Regions from separate parts of the Homo sapiens genome. Here region 2 is linked to region 1. The links are chromatin contacts, found by Hi-C or POLR2A ChIA-PET in ENCODE. All regions are on one chromosome and are shown on one strand. Each heading gives the region's core, a stretch centred on a gene start or an enhancer-like site at or near the end of the contact. The rest is flanking DNA. Distances are from core to core; before and after follow the strand shown.

The links. A loop is a pair of places that touch in the nucleus more often than their neighbours do. ChIA-PET counts read pairs that join two places held with the same protein, here RNA polymerase II (POLR2A). Pooled maps may share reads with other maps.
Region 2: a pooled map shows a loop between it and region 1 (4-fold over the local background). The contact joins the enhancer-like site here to the promoter of MIATNB in region 1. A Hi-C loop is called at or near these places in 1 of 37 single-sample maps with no recorded cell type and 6 of 50 pooled maps. POLR2A ChIA-PET finds 5 or more read pairs at or near these places in 2 of 52 experiments (activated CD4-positive, alpha-beta T cell and activated T-cell).

The regions. Positions count from the first base shown.
Region 1 is chr22:26,670,387-26,674,092 of GRCh38, forward strand. MIATNB (MIAT neighbor) reads left to right here and starts at 2,457. Exons shown (of 6, transcript NR_110543.1): 1 at 2,457-2,601. MIAT (myocardial infarction associated transcript) reads left to right here. Exons shown (of 5, transcript NR_033320.3): 5 at 1-3,706.
Region 2 is chr22:26,533,167-26,539,698 of GRCh38, forward strand. TPST2 (tyrosylprotein sulfotransferase 2) reads right to left here. Exons shown (of 7, transcript NM_003595.5): 4 at 3,122-3,320. Among named protein-coding and RNA genes, the nearest start is that of MIR548J, 19 kb to the right of the region's middle. Within about 2 kb of position 3,090, at least 6 of the 41 ENCODE cell types and tissues checked have a DNase peak (open chromatin) inside an H3K27ac peak, as active enhancers do.

The DNA.
Region 1 (3,706 bases), core at 1,207-3,706:
AATGGGACAGTGCCACAAAACAGTCTACTGAGGCACAAGTTCTGAGTGCCTGGGAAGTGGTAGAGAGACCCCAGAGAGGGCTGCTGCAGTCTGGAACAGCTTCCTAGCAAGCTGTACCAAACAGGGCCTTGAAGGATGAGAAAGATCTGGCTGAGATGATACCCGACCCTCTAGGGAAATTCTTAAAGTAACTTCTAGGAAATGTCATTGCTCCTTAAAAAAAAAAAAAAAAAAAAAAAAGCAGGTTCTAATTCAAATTCCGCTGCACTACTGAAGTAGTGCAGGACTTATCAGAACCTTTAAAATGCTAATGGCAATTTCAAATACTCAGGGACAGGGCATAGGATGAAGTGTTCCTTGACTTTTATGGCCGTAGAATCTTTTTCTCATGGAACATCGTTTAGAACTGTGGGAGATGCTAGGCTGGGGTTTCTATGGGAAAAGTACAGCAGTGATAGAAGATGGCATAATTAGGGTACACTTAGGTGCTTTGTAGCATTGGCTGAAAAGGAAGCAGACCGGGTGGGCGTGGGGGAGTCTCAACTTGGTTCCAGGAGCCAGGCCAGCTTGATGCGTTTTTTTTTTTTCTAATGGTGGGAGGGCAGGCCAATAGTTGGAGAAACTAGAGGCCTGACAGTCGGTGATGGAAGAGATGTCTACTAAGCACGGTTGTCAGATCTTTTGCGGAGAGATGCGGGTGTGCGTGTGTCTGTCAGAGTGTAACAGGATCCAGCCCTCTGGGAAGGGGCTGACCAGAACCAGGCAGGGGGTTTCTGTCTAGGACAAGTAGGGTCCATTTTCAGGGGAGCTGAAATATTTGCAGGGGGTGCTCTGAGACCCACAGCCAATAAATAGGGAAGCAACATGCTTTTGGGCAGGGTCCATGTGGTTAGGGTTGATTTTGATGGGGCTGGGGGGCTTAGAGTTAGACCCCCTGCCCTGGTCAGGCCCCACTCCCTGGCTGGTGGGGGCGGGAGGCCTCTGAAGCTGCAGCTGGAGGGGCCGGGGCAGTGTTGCATGGTGTGATTAACCTACTAACCCAGGGCTCAGCCGGGACGCTGTGGCGTGTGACGAGGTGCCTGGCCTTCTGCCAACCAACTAACCCACTAACCAGGCCCGAGCATGCCCTACTAACCACCCCCCCGCAGCCAGATCCTACTAACTGTGCAGCTCATGGGCCTTTCAAGGGGCTGGGATATGGGGGCAGCCAAGGCTCCAGAAGGCTCTGCCTATGGGCTGGGATCTTTGTGCAGACCCACGTTCCAGGACAGAGAATGCAAATAAGACTCACCAACTCTGCCACTTCCTGTTGAGTGAGTTTGAGTAAGTCACCTCACTTCTCTCAACCTCAGTTTCCTCAGTGGTAGAATGCGAGTTCTGATACCTTACAGGTTGCAGTGAGGATTCCCGTCAATATAAGGGTCTCAGCACATGGCAGACACCTAAAAAAAAAAAAAGTATGAGGATGGAGGAAGGCCCCTCAAACCTGGTTGAACACGTCTGCTGCCTAGGCCCTGGCCTCTCTGGGTGTTCTGCACACAGATCCTTCTGCCTGGGGCAAGACACTTGGCTTTGAATCCATGTCACTTCCCCACATTCTTCCTCCGTCTCAGCTTTCTTTTCTGTAGGCAGCTCTTTTGTTCGATTACTAACCCGTCTAACCCCTGGGGTGCCTCAACTGCACCCCGATCATCCCTTAACAAACTAACGGACCTGCGTGCGTTCTTCCTTTTCTCTTAGCGACTCCTGTGTGTGTCTGCTGAGGTGCCCTGTCCGCTGGTGCTGTGCTCTGACTTACTAACCCAGCCCCTACTAACCCTGTTTTCTCTTCTTACTAACCCCAGCCCTGCCGAGCTCTGGGCTCCCCCCGGGGGCTGGTCCCCCTCCTTTTGGCAAGCAGATGACCTGGGGCTACTGGCCCTGTAGACAGATGTCCCACTTTGCTGCCCCATATTGGCTGTAAGATCAGAGTCCACTGGGCCAGGTCTAAGGCAGGGGATGGCCCTATTAACAAGACTCAGAGGAGGAAGAGGTGGTCCTGTGGATGTGGGAGGCTGGACTCTGAGTATGACATCTCTCCTATGTGCAGAAGTCTGGTTGCCACTGGGAGTAGGTGGGACCAGGGAAATCTCTGGGACGTGAGTGTGGAGGCCTGTTGGTCTAGACTCTAGACTGTGGAGCTCTGAGCTTTTGTGTCCTCTGGAAGGAAGCTGGGGAAGAATCCTCTCCATTGTTAAGTGACGGGGATAGAAGCTGTCCTGCACAGGAAGTCACGAGGGGGGCGTATCCCACGAGGAAGGCAGGAGGGGGCGTGCCCCTCACCGGAAATTAGCAGAGGGGCGTGTCCCACACCGGAAGTCAGAAAGCGGAGCCTTTCTTACACCGGAAGTCAATGAAGCGGGTCTTTCCTACGCTAAAAACCACTGAGTGGAGTATTTAGTACACAGGAAGTCGGCCAGAGAAACATTTCTCATATTTGAAGGCCGGAAAGAGGGACATTTCTGACACCGGAAGTCAGTGAGAGGACTCTTTCCCACACAGGAAGTCAGCTAGAGAGCCGTCTCCCCTCTCTGGAGCCGAGAGAGGCCGGTTTCCCCCACCGTAAGTAGACGTGGGGCCGTGACCGGAAGTCCTTGGGAAAGATCCGTCCCATTCCCGGAAGCTAGAGGGCGTTAGTTGTCGGGTTGAAAAGGGGTGTGGGGAGGGGAAGCAGCTTTACCCCGGGCTCGGAGTTTGCAGGAGAGAGAAGTGGGGAGCAAGAAGTGAACCTCAGGGGCTCACAGGGTTCCCGCAGATGCTCAGGCCGGCCAGGAATGCATCTCTGGCTCTCTGTTCCCACGGACGTCACTGCCTCAGCCAGCCTCCCCCAGAGCCCGCCAGCCGCTAAGCCGGGGCCACACCTGGGGGTGATTTCATGCCTCACCTCCAGTAGGCACCTTGGTTTCTTTGGGCTAATCTCTGGCTCCCTTGCGCTAACTCTTGCTCTCACCCAGCTAATCCCTGCCTCACCCTGACTGCCCCAGGGGCTGACCACTAACAACCAACCTGGCCCTGTCTGGGGGTTCCAGGCTCCTGGCCTGGCCCTGACCGGTTCTTAATTAACCTTTCCTTCACCTTGACTAACTCCTGCCTTCCTGGTCTGTTCCTTTCAGCAGAAACTAATGGTTTGTGGATTTTTTTCTGACTAACAACAGGTCTAACATTCCTCGTTACTGTTAACAGCTTGGATGTCGGCATGGCTGGGAAGGGGCTAACACAGCTTTGAACTTGGCTAACACAGGTTTGAACTTGGCTAACACAGGTTTGAACTTGACTAACACAGGGAAAAGCATAGCTAACAATTTTGGGCGTGGTGGCTGCTCTGAGTCAGAACAATCAGAAGTCGGTAAAGATGGTAGTTTTCTAAAGGAGGTGCCAGGGCTCTGGTGTGGACCAGGCCTGATGGAGCAGTGGTACCCACCAAGGTGGGGTCAGAAGTATAGCCAGTCTTGCAAGGTTTTGGCCATTGGGCATATCTTCACTCCTCATAGTCTGCATTTGGTTTCAGTTCTTAAAAAAATATAGCCTTATAGCTACAGTAGTTTGCACAAGTAGATGCAGCTCTTATAAACCTTAAAATACCTGTCTGGTGTCTACAGAGCATATGCCATTTTGTATAGAGTCACCCTTCCCCAGGCCAGGGCCTAGAGTCTTCATTTTGGGGACT
Region 2 (6,532 bases), core at 1,840-4,339, 140 kb before region 1:
CACTTCTGGAGGCCAAGGCAGGAGGATCACTTGAGTCCAGCAGTTTGAGATCAGCCTGGGAAACACACTGAAACCCCATTTCTAAAAAATTAAAAATTAGCTGGGCATGGTGGCATGCACTTATCGTCCCAGCTGCTCTGGAGCTACTCCAGCCTCAGCTGGAGGATTGGTTGAGCCCGGGAGGTTGAGGCTGCAGTGAAGTATGATCACATCACTCCACTCTAGCCTGAGTGACAGAGCGAGACCCTGTCTCTAAGAAAGTGAATAAATAAAAATAAAAAGGGCCTCTTGAAATAGATAACCTTTGAGCTGAGACCCAAACGACAAGGAAAAATAGGTAGGCTAAGCTCAGAAGAAAAAGCACTCCAGGCAGAGGCAACAGAGCAAAGGCCCTGAAGTTAGAACCACAACATTTCAGGCCTTTCCGCTAGTAGTCACATTTTAAAATAAAATGAAACAAGGGAGATTAATTCTAACAATATCTTTTATTTAACCTGATATAGCTAATTTTTTTTTTTTTCTATTGAGACATGGTCTCACTCCCATAGCCCAAGCTGGAGTGCAGTGGTGCGATCACGGCTCACTGCAGCCTCCACTTCCCAGCCTCAGGTGATTCTCCCACCTCAGCCTTCTGAGTAGCTGGGACTATAGGCACGTGCCACCATGCCTGGCTAATATTCAATATTTTTAGTAGAGATGAGGTTTCACCATGTTACCCAGGCTGGTCTCAAACTCCTAGGCTAAGCAGTCTGCCTGCCTTGGCCTCCAAAAGTGCTAGGATTATAGACATGAGCCATCATGTCCAGCCTATGTAAAATATTAACATTTCAATATGTAATTTATATAAAAGTGACTAATAAGAAACGTTACATACTTTTTTGTCCTAAGCCTTCAAAATCTAGTGTGTATTTTACACCTAACAGGACCTCTCACTTTGGACTAGCCTCCTGTTACAGAATCAGGGGCCACACATGGCTAGTGGCTACCGTATGGGACACTGCAGGCAGAGACGATTTCATCAGCATAGATGTCCTTTTAGCCACTGTGTTTACTGAGCCCCAGGATCCATTATTGGAACACACAGGGTCCACAGCACTCACAGAAGCACACAGGCATGCATGCAAACTCACAGGGCTTAGTGAGAGGACTTTTCTTTGCAGTAACAGCCAAGCTATGGCAAAAACTAAACCAGGGATCTAGCACTTGCCAAGACTTGTTGACCGCCCCAGGGAAGAAATCTCTTTGGATGAAAATGAGAGACAGCTTCCATTTTAAATAAACAAACACAAAAAGCTCCAAAGAGTTGATGTTAACCACCAGTGCTCATGAAAATTATTTGTGTTTTATAAAATACATAAAGTCAGGCTTTACTCCAGGAACGTCCGACCCATAGCCTGGGGCAAGCCAGGGGCAGCGAGCCACCTTTTAAGGAGACCCCAGAGGAGCCACTGCTGGGCCCTTGGCTGAGAACAGTGAAGTAAGCAACATCCAGCCCACTACTGCAGTGTCCCCAGCCGGCCCTCGCCTCTGCTTCTGAGAAGCACCTGGGGCTGGATTGTGAGATCACTACCATCTTTTTAATCCAGTTAATTAATTTTTTATTTTGATAATACATGTACAACCCACAGGCAGATAAAAGTATGTAAAACACATAAGTAGGGTTTAAAGATTACTATTATTAAAGAATAATAAAATAAAAATTAATAATATTTATAATAAAAATAACAAACCACATCTGGGTTGCAGCCATTCACCTGTCAATGTCGGCTGGTATGTACGTTGAATCTCTGAGTATTTCCATAAATAGATGTCTGCAAAATCAACTAATGTCAAGAGGAAGAGGAACTCACGAGACCCACAGACAAAGCTTACACTTCAATTACAAGGGCACAGCCCCCAAAGCTCAGCGTTAGTAAATTCTCTTTGTTAAAGAGAGATCAGTGAGTGCTAGAGAGGTGGTAATGACTTTTTAGCACCAAATGGAAACTTTCTTCTTGAGCCAACTGAAGAGTTACGGAACTAAGAGACGATTAACTTTTTTCCGTTGTGATTCAATACGATAACTGTTTATTTCCTAAAATCAGCACACGCTCAGAAATGCTGAGCTTAGCTTAAATTAAAGACTCTGGGTCTTAATGAAGTAAGGGCTGTGAAAGCTCTTCCTCAGGCCTGGGTCCCATTTTCAAATATTTGCCTATAAGGAAGTTAGAACACAGCACTTAAAGTAAACTAGAAGCTGTAATGGAAACGTATAAATAAGGCCATCAACTTGTTAACTGTTCTTTTACCCAGTGGGTGTTAGCCTACTTTAACACTTCAAAAGCATTTTGTCAGTCACTGGAGGCTCACACCTGTAATCTCAGCACTTTGGGAAGAGTGAAGCAGGGGCATCCCTTACGGCCAGGAGTTCTAGACCAGCCTGGGCAACGTAGCGAGACCCCGCCTTTATAAAAATTAAAATTAGCTGTGCATGGTGGCGTGCACCTGCAGTCCTAGCTACTCAGGAGCCTGGGGTGAGAGGATGGCTTAAGCCGAGAAGTATCAGGCTGCAGTAGCTATGACTGCACCAGTGCACCCAGCTTGGGCAACAGAGCAAGACCATGCCTCAAACAAAACAGTACAAAACAAAAAAGTCATTTCCCTTCACCATCTTAACTAAGGAGAATTTTAAGCATAATTTAAACAGCCCTAAACTCACATTTGTCTGAGAAATCCACATTAAACCTTATAAGACAAGAAAGGGACCAATAGTTTATTTATTTATACCCCCTCTCAACAAAGACTTGAGGTGCCTTACAAACAGATAAACAAATAGCCAGGGAAATAGGGGTAAAAATGTAAATAAAATTAGAGAAATAAGATGAAATTAGTGTACAAGCTGGCCTGCTGTTAGATGTTAGAGTATGAGAGACAGGCTACCAGTTGGCTTTGAGCTTCCCTGCAGCCCAAGCAAAATGGAAATACAAGCAATCATGTAGTTCACTGTGTCCATCAGACAGGAACAAATCAGATGACCAGGAATTGAGAGACTGAACATTTCCTCAGGTGGCTGGAGTTTCCACATCTGCAGAAGCCCCATATCCCCAAGAGTACACTTCCACAAGTACAGGTGCACACTCACCCGCTGTGTGTTGTTGATGACGAAGGGGTCAGGGTTGCCATAGTTGGGGGGGTTTGCATAAGGGTCATAGCCGAGCTGAGCCAGCATGGGGGCGATCTGGGCCATGTCCCGCACCACATCCCCAGGGATGTGGCCAGTCCACTTGGAGAGCGCTTCCAGGTTAACAGGCTTGATGACCTGGTCCGTGGACCGCTCGATCCTGGGGAGAGAGGAGACGCTGGAGAGGGTAGGGCAGACCCAGATGGCGCCTGAGCGGATTCCCTGCTCAGCCACTCTGGGGCAGCAGGAAAGACTGGAGAAACCTGGCCTCCACCCAGCTCTGCCCCATCAACTGTGAGATGGCAGGTGAGTCATTTTTGCCTCCTCATACCTCCTTTGTACAATGGGAACACAGCATGCAGTGAGAAGTCAGAAGAAAGTACTAGCAGTATACACCATTGGTACATACATTCTGCTTTCTTCTCCAGCTTAAAAAATAACAACAGTTTAGGTCAGGCACAGTGGCTCACACCTGTAATCCCAGCACTTCAGAAAGCCAAGGCAGAAGGATCACTTGAGCTCAGGAGTTTGACACCAACTTGGGCAACATGGTGAAACCCCATTACAAAAATAAGCTGGGCATGGTAACAAGCGCCTGTAGTCCCAGCAGCTGCGCAGGAGGCTGAGATGGGAGAATTGCTTGAGCCCGGGAGGTTGAAGAAGCAGTGAGCCTGAGCTGTGATTGCACCACTGCACTCCAGACTGGGCAACAGAGCAAGACCCTGTCTCAAAAAAAAAAGAAACACTTTTTAATGTGTATGACTAACATGAATATTTTGTCCCTAAAAAAAGTTATAAAACACTAATGATAAAGCTGAAAGCCACTGTGTTCATCACTGCCAGCCCATCGGCTTCCTACAGGCACTCAGTCTTTGCACTGTGGAGCACACCACCTTCTCTAACCTTTTCTTGTAGAGTAGTTAAGAGCAAACCAGGGAGCCAGATTGCCTGGGTTCAGACGCCAGCTGTTCCCCAGCTGTGTGGCCTTGGGAAAGTTACTTCACCTCTCTGGGCCTCAGTTTCCTCTTCTGTAATTGGCAATGATAGTAGTACCTACCTCACTGGGGTTGTCTGAAGAGTAAATGAGTTAATACAAAGAAAGTGCTTAGAAGAGCGTAGGCACATTGTAAGTTTTTTCTTTTTGGAGATGGAGTCTCACTCTGTTGCCCAGGCTGGAGTGCAGTGGCACAATCTTGGCTCACTGCAACCTCCACCTCCTGGGTTCAAACGATTCTCATGCCTCAGCCTCCCAAGTAGCTGGAACTACAGGCATGTACCACCACGCCCAGCTAATTTTTGTATTTTTAGAAGAGACGGGGTTTCACCATGTTGGCCAGGCTGGTCTCGAACTCCTGACCTCAAGTGATCTGCCCGCCTCGGCCTCCCAAAGTGCTGGGATTCCAGACATAAGCCACTGTGCCTGGCCAACACATTGTAAATTTTTAATAAGGGTTAGCATGCTCTCTCTCCTGTGCACACGCTCTCTCTCTCACACACACACACAAACGCGCGTCTGCAGCTGTAAAACAAATACGCTAGTTTTTTTTCCCCACTCAATACCTCACTCTTTTTGCCAGCTATGTAGCCTTCCTCCATCACTTATTTTTCCATTCCCCTGAAGACAGACATTTAGGTTGTTTCCAACTTTTCACAGCTACCATGGAATAACCATCATCTTCAACCTGCTTCCTAACTCTCCCTGTAACAGGCTTCCCAAGCCACCTGAATGATGCAGATCTTACCAATTATAACTCAGGGGCCTGACAGGATGAATGGTGGGGAACCCCCAGGATCAAGGGCCTAGTTCTAAATGTTTTCATCCCAACTAAGAGGTGACTTGGGAAAGAACAGAAAGAGGCAGCAAAAGGAAGACAAGACCGGGCGTGAGGTGAGGAGAACAGGGGAAGGTGAAAGGGTGTGGACTGGTGGGTAGAACACAGATTCAGAGGCTGCAAACCTGGATTTAAATCTTAACTCTACCCAATATGTCAAAAATCTTGAGTATGTGCATGGCTTTTGCCAAAATCCTTGTGTCTCTAGGACTTTATGGTGCAGAAATGAGGTGGACACATCCCAGAACATGAATGAGGGCAATGCTTGATACATATCAGTAAAACTGGAAATAACCGAAGTGTCCAACAATAGGGAATGTGAAGTCGAATATGGCAATCCGTGTAGCAGCCTGTCGCACAGCTATTCAAAATGATGCTGCAGGTCAGGCGCGGTGGCTCATGCCTGTAATCCCAGCACTTGGGGAGGCTGAGGCGGGCAGATCACCTGAGGTCACGAGTTCGAGACCAGCCTGGCCAACATGGCAAAACCCCATCTCTACTAAAAATATAAAAATTAGCAGAGCGTGGTGGCGGGTGCCTGTAATCCCAGCTATTTGGGAGGCTGAGGCAGGGAGAACTGCTTGAACCCGGGAGGCGGAGGTTGCAGTGAGCCGAGATCACACCACTACACTCCAGCCTGGGTGACAGAGCGAGACTCCGTCTCAACAACAAAACAACAACAAAAATGCTGCTACCAAAGAGTGCTGGCTGCCACTGGCAAGGGCTCCCACACCACCGTGGAAAAAGGCTACAGAGGAGTATGTTTCGTTGGACTCCAGTTTCATCAACAGGCCCTGAAAATGGTGCAGTAGGCCACACATCAAGATCTGGGTGGTGAGATCATGGGTTGTTTCTCCGTTCTTCTTTGGTGTATCTTTTCTAATTTTCTATAGTCAAGATGTATTACTTTGGTAATCTAATATTTTTGTCATAATAATTTATAAAATCCTAGCTCCAGCACCAACTGGCTGGGGTACCCGGCATGTAGGAACTTTGTTGCTAGCGGAGAGCAGCTGCGAGCCTCTAGCTCTGCTCTGGGCCTGGGAAGGGGCCCAGCAGGGACCAGCCATGGGAAGGACCAGCCATGGGAAGGACCACCCTTTCACTGAGCTCTCAGGCTATCCAGAGCCTGATCAGGATGGGAAAGCGTGGAAACTGCATATTCTGCTCCAGCATTGTTCAAAGTGCTCTGGGTCTCAGGATAGGGACAGCAGCTTTTCCAATGGAAGAAGGCAGGGAGCAAGGGACAGAGGGAGGAAGGAAAGGAAAGGATGAGGGGGAGTGAAGGGGAGGATGGGAGGAGTTCTGGACATGGGGAGTTTAAGAACACAATAGGCCAGGGGCCTGTAATCCCAGCACTTTGGGAGGCCAAGGCAGGAGGAAGGCTTGAGCTCAGGGGTTGGAGACCAGCCTGGAAGACATACTGAGATCTCATCTCTACTAGGAAAAAAAAAAAAAAAATGAGCTGGGTGTGGAGATGCTCGCCTGTAGTCCCAACTACTCGGGAGACTGAGGTGGGAGAATTGCTTGAGCCCAAGAG